2 separate regions of the Homo sapiens genome follow, and region 1 is linked to region 2. Evidence: chromatin contacts called from ENCODE Hi-C data. All regions are on one chromosome and are shown on one strand. The core of a region is the stretch at or near the end of the contact, and the rest is flanking DNA. Distances in the headings are between cores, read along the strand shown.

The links. A loop is a pair of places that touch in the nucleus more often than their neighbours do. Pooled maps may share reads with other maps.
Region 1: a loop to region 2 is called in a pooled map, with 13 times the contacts of the local background. The contact joins the promoter of MIER1 here to the promoter of DEPDC1-AS1 in region 2. A Hi-C loop is called at or near these places in 7 of 37 single-sample maps with no recorded cell type and 13 of 50 pooled maps.

What each region holds. Positions count from the first base shown.
Region 1 is chr1:66,923,260-66,927,735 of GRCh38, reverse strand. It overlaps MIER1 (MIER1 transcriptional regulator), which reads right to left and starts at 2,746. Exons shown (of 14, transcript NM_001077700.3): 1 at 2,641-2,746; 2 at 1,494-1,594. The coding sequence starts at 2,707. DNAI4 (dynein axonemal intermediate chain 4) reads left to right here and starts at 2,880. Exons shown (of 17, transcript NM_024763.5): 1 at 2,880-3,074. The coding sequence starts at 2,905. RefSeq lists enhancers at 2,448-2,727, 3,018-3,177 and a silencer at 2,758-2,877.
Region 2 is chr1:68,493,791-68,498,312 of GRCh38, reverse strand. It overlaps DEPDC1-AS1 (DEPDC1 antisense RNA 1), which reads right to left and starts at 1,637. Exons shown (of 3, transcript NR_110671.1): 1 at 1,542-1,637. DEPDC1 (DEP domain containing 1) reads left to right here and starts at 1,231. Exons shown (of 12, transcript NM_001114120.3): 1 at 1,231-1,361; 2 at 3,618-3,883. The coding sequence starts at 1,314. RefSeq lists enhancers at 1,331-1,390, 1,501-1,550.

The DNA.
Region 1 (4,476 bases), core at 1,497-3,996, 1.6 Mb after region 2:
GGCTGCTCTTTTCAAAAAAAGTTCAAATGTTTAAAACATTCTTTCTTTTATTATGCCAGAATCTACCTCCTTGTTGTTTCCATCCATTACCCTTAGTTCTTCAGCACTTTGGATTAATTCAACAGATATCTTCTTTGTATCCAAATGCAAACAGTTAATATTTATACTTGGGTTAACAAAAAAAAATTTATTTTTAAAGCCTATTCATACTAGAAGAGTTGAAAATAGGACATGAGAGAGCTAAAGGCATAAGAAAATGCACCATTAATTGTGTCTGCTTAAAATTATTACACTTTGTTATTTATTAATGTGATATCCAAAACAGTAGTTCTGTTGGAATTGTGTATAAAATTTTTAAACTAAAAAAGTGTGCTGAATTCCAATTTTATGTGAGGTTTGTGATTAATGTCCCAAAACAAAAAACCACTATACAAAGCCTGAATAAATGCCTCTTCAGCTCCTATTCCCCACCTAAAAGCCTCCTTATTTTCAGGCAAAGTAACATTAATTTTTATGACATTAAGCTACTCAAAACTGCTATTATATTGATAAATCATTTGTAAGCAATTTACTGAATCTTCCATTCAAAAGTTATTGAACAATTCTATAGAGGCTATAAGGCGCACGCACACACAAACCCCTCAGTTATTATTATGCTTTTAACAAAAGCATTTAGGAGCACAATCTTACTTCAACCAGTACCTTAAACGAACCAATGAACAAACTTCTTTGGCAATTTACATATACCTAAGAAATATAACCTTTTATTCAGTACCAACACCTGATTCAAATACAAGTAACATATATATATATACTATATAAACCTATCTGTTATGCAATCCAAAAAGGTACCTCTCAAAATGCACCAAGAAAATACTGTACTTATAACAATTTAGACTCTGGGGTTAGCTGACTGAAATAGATTAATACAACACATCCAAAACTAAAAAATTCTATATCTAACAATTTTCAGCGTCCATGAGTCTCTTTTGAGATTAGTTTATAAACTATTTCCTGAAATTTTTATTTAAAAGCAACAGCCTACACCATGTCTTTATGATGTGGTGGTAAAATTTTATGGATAATTACTAATTTGGTTGAAAATACCTACATCTAAAAAACTTAGCCTATTACATTTGGAAGCCCCACATCTATAGTGACAATCAGCATCATCTTTCGTTAGTTTCATTTTTTGTTATTAATGCCACTCTAAAACACTTATATAGGCTTTTGGTTCTTCAAATAACAGTTTTGGATTTTCTTTTCATAATTTTTACAGTTTTATCCAGTGGCCCCATTTTATCAGAATATTACAAACTATGATTATGGTTTTTACATTGATGACATGTTATTTTTATCTCACCCAAATTCTGGAAATTTTTGGCCCATCAGTTCTCAAACACTGGAACATATAAGAAGAGTAATATAATCTTATATTACTTGAGGGAGTTTGGATTTTCCCTCCCTTAATCTCCAAGTGTACCCCTGCCTACCAGCATCACATCCGTCTTGTCTGCATTGAACCTCAACCAGTTGGTTCTTAACCACGTCCGAAACTCAGCCAGGCACTGGGAGAATCGAGCGACCACACCATCTGGATCAAAGGAAAGAGAGCCTCAGTAGCAAGGAGACAGAAACGATGATACAAGCTCACCATCCACCCTGTTTCGCATTTTTAAAAAGATGGTCGGGAATCAGGACAAGGATCCCATGACAATTTTAGAAAAACATTTAATGAGCCTTAAGTCATGCAATTTGTAACTAATGATAAAGGAATAAAAGCGACCCAATAAATAGGTCGCCTCATTCCACCCATAAGTGAAGAAGGTTCAGTCAACTCCGGGTCATCTTGGTGAAGCGGCCTCAATAGCCAAGTCAATCTTGTAATTACATAAGTTCTTCTGCAGAAATGCAGAATTCTAGCGTTGGAGGAAGCTTTAAATAGGGAAAACTGAAGCCCAGAGAGGGATAGTGACTCGCTCAAGGTTACACAGCATGCAGGGACCACAGATAGGCTCCAGGCCAGGGACCTAGCCACTACAAGCTGAAAGAACAAGAGTAAAGAGCGGCGGGCATCTGTCCCAAGGGATCCTCCCACGCGCTAGGAGGACCTCGTTTCCTTACAGTAATACCCTATTCGAGTCTCTCCTCCCTCCCTGACTCCATCCGAAAAGGGCAAGTTGGCCCAGGGCGCTGCTCACCATAAAGGCTGCAGTGCAAGCGAGAGCCTCCCGGGGATGGGACACAAGTGAGGGAAATACAGGAGAAAGAGGCGGAGCCACAGCAGGGTGGTCAGCTTAGCCCCACCCCGACTGGGATCAGGGACCGAAGCGAACGGGGCGAGGCGAACTCACTCCGCAGCGGATTCCCAGCGCGGCGCCACCACCGCGAAGGCAAAAAGGCGGCGCTGGGAGGCAGTCGATGGCCAGAGGGAGGAAGCTGCGCATGCGCCTTTGGCAGCCGGCGGAGAGCAAGCCAGGCGCGTTCTGCGGCAGCCCCTCCCCGGAAGTTAAGGGTCTTCCGGGCGGTACACTGCCGTGGGGGAGGGGAAGGAGAGAAAGGGGACTGAGGACACCTCAGGAGCCCCTCATCCCAAACTGGAATAGAAGGGGAGAGATGGCTTGTGGAGGCTGCACTTACAGCCGCTGCCGCTGCTGCCGCCGCCACCTTCGCTGCTGCCGCCACCGCCTGAAGAAGCCCCATCCATCCGCCTGCAGCCGGGAGACTCAGAGCCTGGGAGGGGCCTGAGGCCCGGGCCGCCCGCCTCCTTCTTCCAGTCGTCGTCCGGAGCTTCCTCCAGCTCCACCAACCCTCTGCCCTCCCCTCCGCCTCCGCCCTCCTCCTCGGCCTCGTGCCGCCAGCCAACCGCGCGGCCGCTTGTTGAGCCAGGGCTCCACCGTCGCCATGACGCCCGGCAAACATTCCGGAGCCTCGGCCCGAGCCGCTAACGGAGGAGCTTGGGGGTACAGGGACTTCAGAGGCGGCCAAAAAAAGGGGTGGTGCACCACTCCCCAGCTGGTCGCCACCATGCCAGTCTCTCCGGCAGGCAGTCACAAGCAGCAGAACTTCGGGTTGTAAGTTCCGGCGCTAAAAACCGTAGTCCATCCCCCTGGGACCCGGAGGGAGCCCTTCTATTAATAGATACCATTTCTGGATTTGGAAAGGGGCCCTACCCTAACTGGGTTCAGTCTGTAGACCTTGAAGCTCCTAGGCCACAATGTCTCCTTTATCGACCTACCGCAGTCTTTAAAAGAATCTCTACTGGGCTGGGCGCGGTGGCTCACACCTGTAATCCCGGCACTTTGGGAGGCCGAGTGGGGTGGATCACCTGAGGTCAGAAGTTAGCGTCCAGGCTGGCCAACATGGTGAAACCCCGTCTGTACTAAAAATACAAAAAGTTAGCCGGACGTGGTGGCACATGCCTGTAATCCCAGCTACTTGGGAGGCTGAGGCAGGAGAATCCCTTGAACCCGGAAGGCGGAGGTTGCAGTAAGCCGAGATCGTGCCGTTGCACTCGAGCCTGAGCAACAGAGCGAGACTCTGTCTAAAAAATAAGATAAAATAAATCTCTATTGCTGTGCTTGCTGTGTGAGAAAAGACCTGGTTTAGAACCATCGTTCTAGCACTTCTAGTTTGTTAAGGCCTGCAGTCTCTCAAGCTTGATGCTTTCATGCTGTGCCCAGACGTTCAAGAGCCTCAGCTTCTGTGAGCCACCAGGCCGAACATTGCTGTGCTCTGTAGTAGAGGTATTTTATTGTCGTCTCGTCAATACCATCTTACTTTAAAACTAATTCCTGCTTCCAACATTCTGTTGTTATGCAGCAGTTGAACAAGACTGTAGAAAAGCACACAGCTGTGTGGACTTGTCTTACTTTAAATGGTTCCTTAGCGCTGCCCGTAATGCTGCCCACTAAGTTCCCCCAAAATTCCCTAAGTAATTTGTTTTCTCTTCCCCTCTCCAATCTCCTCCACCTCAGCTAATCTTTCTTCAGCGGAACTTGTTGAGAGTTCTTGGGAGAGAACCTTGCATTCTCTCTTGAATATGGTACTCACGCTTTTGTCCATCCTACCACTCCATCAAAACAGCTTCTATGAAAGCCAGCAATAGCCATGCAACCAAATACAATGGCTGATCCACAGTTTCATTCTTTTTGAATGAAGCAGTGTCGGTCGGGTTTATCGCTTCTCGATCTTTGAAAAGCTTTATTTGGGTTCTGAGAAACCACTCTTCCTAGTTCTTGTCTTGGTTCATGGTTTCACCTTTCCCAGATCCTTTGCTGGTATCTGTTCCTCACTACCATAACTAAATACAGTCATGCATCGATGGTGATACCTTCTGAGAAATACCTTGTTAGCCAATTTCAGCATTTTGCAAATATCTTCTAGTGTACTTACACAAACGTAGATGTATGGGCTACTATACACCTAGGCTACAATTGTATAGTAGACTGTACACCTAAGCTATAGTAGGCTATA
Region 2 (4,522 bases), core at 388-2,887:
AACGAAAATCCTGGGACAATGTATCATAAAGCCAGGTAAGAAACAGTTAACATTATTTTGTAACATCAATCATTTTACTTTTCCTTAACATAAGTGGAAAATTGAGTAGATTGTTCCTGTTTACCAAGTATGTTTTTGAAAATTCCTACCCACTGGTCCTGGTAGAAAATAGATGTGCTTCTGCCCAAATTAAGGAAAACTCCACAGACCTACACTACCACTCCCTGAACATTTTTCTTTATCTCTTCTTTTTACTGCATCCTATCCTCTTAAACTGCTATTTAATTTCCAAGTGAATTCTTCCACAGCTTCAAATCACTCAAGCAATCTCCCACTTTACTAAGGGATTCTTAGCATCAGATAGTTTCAGACTGGTGACAGGGTATTTATTAAAAGCATGAAGTCTGTGCTTTGCCAAGGAGACCTAAGACTGAGTAAGTCTCTTCAACTCTCGGAATGTAGTTTTTGTCATTTGAAAATTGACTTCTGTTGAAGATTTATTTTCTAAGATCCTAGTGAAATTTTAAGTGTATAATCACGATCCAAACATAACCAACATTCTTATACAGTGGTAGAGTTTAAGGGAAGCAATTTGACAAGTTGTACACAACCTTTCCCAAGCCCCACATTGTATGTACTTAAGAAAGACTACCTATAATCCATTTTATTACCCAACTGGGGGGTTCTGAATGATCCATTTTACTGCACAATTAGGGGGTTCTGAACCTAGATTTTAGCACTTCAGAGAATCATGGCACCTGCTGAGAGAGAGGATAGGCAGCAGAGAGAGAAACTGCGACACATATCCATCAGGTTGCTTTGCCTTCTAAGCTAACTGCTGAAGATCCTGTAGGGCCAGGCAGAAAAACCGTATTTTCTTGTCTTTTCAAATTTCAAATTCCCTTAAACCAAAGGCTGGACTCCAAATAATTTCGTTTGGAACTAAAGAGCTCATCCCCTCTGAGCACGAAAACAGGACTCTGTGACTCCGCCTCGCCGTAGACCGCAGGAGGGAGAAACAGCGCCAGGGAAACCCGAGCCTGTCCCATCGAGGCGGTCCCAGGCCAGCCCAGCCCACCCCAGCCCGCGCCAGCTACTGGAGCCCCAGGACGCAGCCGAGCGGCCCTCGCCGACTCCTTCCCGAGCCTGGCTGTGGCGTCACGTGACCCGCGGCGCGGCCAATCCGCGCAGCCCTCTATGCTATTCAAATCGGCGGCGGGGCCAACGGTTGTGCCGAGACTCGCCACTGCCGCGGCCGCTGGGCCTGAGTGTCGCCTTCGCCGCCATGGACGCCACCGGGCGCTGACAGACCTATGGAGAGTCAGGGTGTGCCTCCCGGGCCTTATCGGGCCACCAAGCTGGTAAGACAGCTCGGATAGACGGGACCGGTCAGCGGGCTGACGGCAGTCACCACTGTTCGCAGTTTTACCTCGACCGTTCGCAGTTTTACCTCGGTCGGAGGGATGAGTCCCAGGATCCCTAGGTTCAGTGAAAAGGCTGGCGAGGAGAAGTAGCGGGTATGCAACCCTTGCCAGACTCACCGCTCCCTCTATTTTGAGGGTCTGGGCCTCAGGTCCGAAAGGAAGCGCCGCGCGTAGGCCGCACCAGACTCGCTATGAGGAGCGACTCCTGTGCCTGGTGTGGCCGGCGTCCCGTGGGGGCGTCTTAGAATATTCCGATTTGGCCGCTCACCTCGCCTGATTTTCTACCCGCCTCAGAATTAGGGAACAATTGGGAATGAGGTCCAAAGCTTTGTAGGGTTAGGTGGGGGGCAAGCCCGAATGTGGCAATTTTGTTTATTGAACCCATAGAATTTAACGCAGGATGTATCGGCCGAATAGCACTAGGATAACAGCTGCCTGTTTCAAAACGGTATTTCTGAGTACCCATCAGTAACCACTGCTGGTGGTCCCTGAATTGCACGTACAGCACTCCTAACGCGTTTTGTGCAGTTGGGTCTTCGGTTCTATAGGATACTGTGGTGCTGGTTATGTGACGTTAGGTGAGTCCCCTACCTTCTGTGAGCCTGTTTCCACATTGGTAAAGGTTACTAATACATGCTTGCCTTAAGGGGTTTCCCAGGAGGATGCTGTTTTTTAAAGTGTGTTGTGATCTGCAGAATAACAAGCATTTTCCTCTTAGGAATGCCCTTCAGACGAGCATGTATTATTAGCCCTACTTTATCAGGTGCACACTGAGGCTCACAGACGTTAAATGCCCTCTAGAGTCACATCAACAGCAAGTGGCAGAGCTAGAATTCAGATCTTCCTGGTATGGCGATCTTACATGGATTCTGCTACTTAGTAAGTTATTGGCTATATTTACCAATATGAAGGATAGAATTTAGGACAGGAAGGAACCTCAATCAGTAGTCCTGCCACATTATTTAAAACCCATTAGATGAAAGTAGTATAAGCACGCTGAAAAAGAAAACATGCACTGAATGCTTACTAGTACTTCACATATATTACATCATTTTATCATTCCAATAAGCCCATTCGTTAGGTCCTTTTGTCCCTGTTTTGTGGTTAAGGAGATTGAGGCATAGAGATTGAAGATAGGCCCAAAAAGTCATAAACAATAGTGGCAGAGCTAGAGCTGGGAAACCAGCCCTACTAGTCTAACTCCAGAGCCTGTTCTTAAAGCCACTACCCTGTACTGCATCTCAGGAAAGCCGTTCTGTAATCTCCCTTAGTACAGAGTCCCTTTCTGTCATTTTTATTACTGTGTCCTCAGGCCAGTACAGAGTGAGCAGCTCAATATCAGTTTCTAGAGTCAATCACACCTGGGTTTGAATGCCTAGGTTCATCACTTAGCTGTGTGACCTTGGTCATTTTATTAATCTCTCTGCTTTATTTTCCTTATGTGAAAAATGAGAAATTAATAGTACCTATTCATAGAATTGGGGTAATTAAAGTGAAATAATGAATGTGAAGCACAGTGCTACCAACATTAATATTAATTGAGGTAAAAAACAGGGATGAATGTTTTCTCTATTGATTGTAGTTCTTCCTTATTTCCAGATTTCTTAAATAAGCTCAGGATCTTAAATAAGGATCTTAGATCAGCCAATGAAGTTCTTCTAATAAAAAAGCTATTACATAAAAATATTACTACAGCACTAGAATTAATAAAAAGAAAGCAGTGTAAGATATAATTTTTTTTTTTTTGAGACTGAGTTTTGCTCTTGTTGCCAAGGCTAGAGTGCAATGGTGCAATCTCAGCTCACCGCAACCTCCGCCTCCCAGGTTCAAGTGATTCTCCTGACTCAGCCTCCTGAGTAGCTGGGATTATAGGCATGCACCACTATGCCCAGCTAATTTTGTATTTTTAGTAGAGACGGAGTTTCTCCATATTGGTCAGGCTGGTCTCGAACTCCCGACCTCCGGTGATCCACCCGCATCGGCCTCCCAAAGTGCTGGGATTACAGGCATGAGCCACCGTGCCCGGCCAGATATAAAATTTTATATGGCACAAATAAGATGAATGATTCTTCAAGAATTTTTATGATATAATCAGATGTGAATTAAAGAATTTTCTTTACCTAATGTACTTCAAATCAATATGAGATTTAATTTTTCTTCAATTTTTTAAAAATATTTTCCTTCTTTTTACAGTGGAATGAAGTTACCACATCTTTTCGAGCAGGAATGCCTCTAAGAAAACACAGACAACACTTTAAAAAATATGGCAATTGTTTCACAGCAGGAGAAGCAGTGGATTGGCTTTATGACCTATTAAGAAATAATAGCAATTTTGGTCCTGAAGTTACAAGGCAACAGACTATCCAACTGTTGAGGAAATTTCTTAAGAATCATGTAATTGAAGATATCAAAGGGAGGTGGGGATCAGAAAATGTTGATGATAACAACCAGCTCTTCAGGTAATGAACAGATATGTAACTGTAAAACTGAATTACTGTAAAGTTTTATCTCTACTTATATTATACTTTTACTATAACAGCAGCTTCTTCAAAGAAGTTTTATTTCTTTGGAAAACTATTAATGCTGTTAGTTCAACTAAAATCATTTAGAAAAATTGTAATGTGAAAGTTAATTGCTACAAAATTTAAAGTTTTTAAGTGTTAGCATATATAATAAAGTAGGGAATTGGAAGGGAAATACTGATGTATTATCACTTCCGCATATTCTGAACACTTTATAACATTTTAAGGACATATTACTGACCTTTAGTTGCATAGTTTCTAGATTATAAGTTCACAGATCCTTCCCTTCAAACATATAATTTAATTTAAGAATACATGTAATAGGATAATAGCAAATCTTACATAATAAATAACAGACAAATAACAGGACCAGGTAAAGTGGCTCATGCCTGTAATCCCAGCACTTTGGGAGGCTGAGGTGGGCGGATCAACTTGAAGCTAGGAGTTTGAGACCAGCCTGGCTAACATGGTGAAACCCCGTCTCTACTAAAAATACAAAAAATGAGTTGGGTGTAGTAGCACACACCTGAGACTGAGGCACGAGAACTGCTTGAGCCTGGGAGGTGGAGGTTGCAG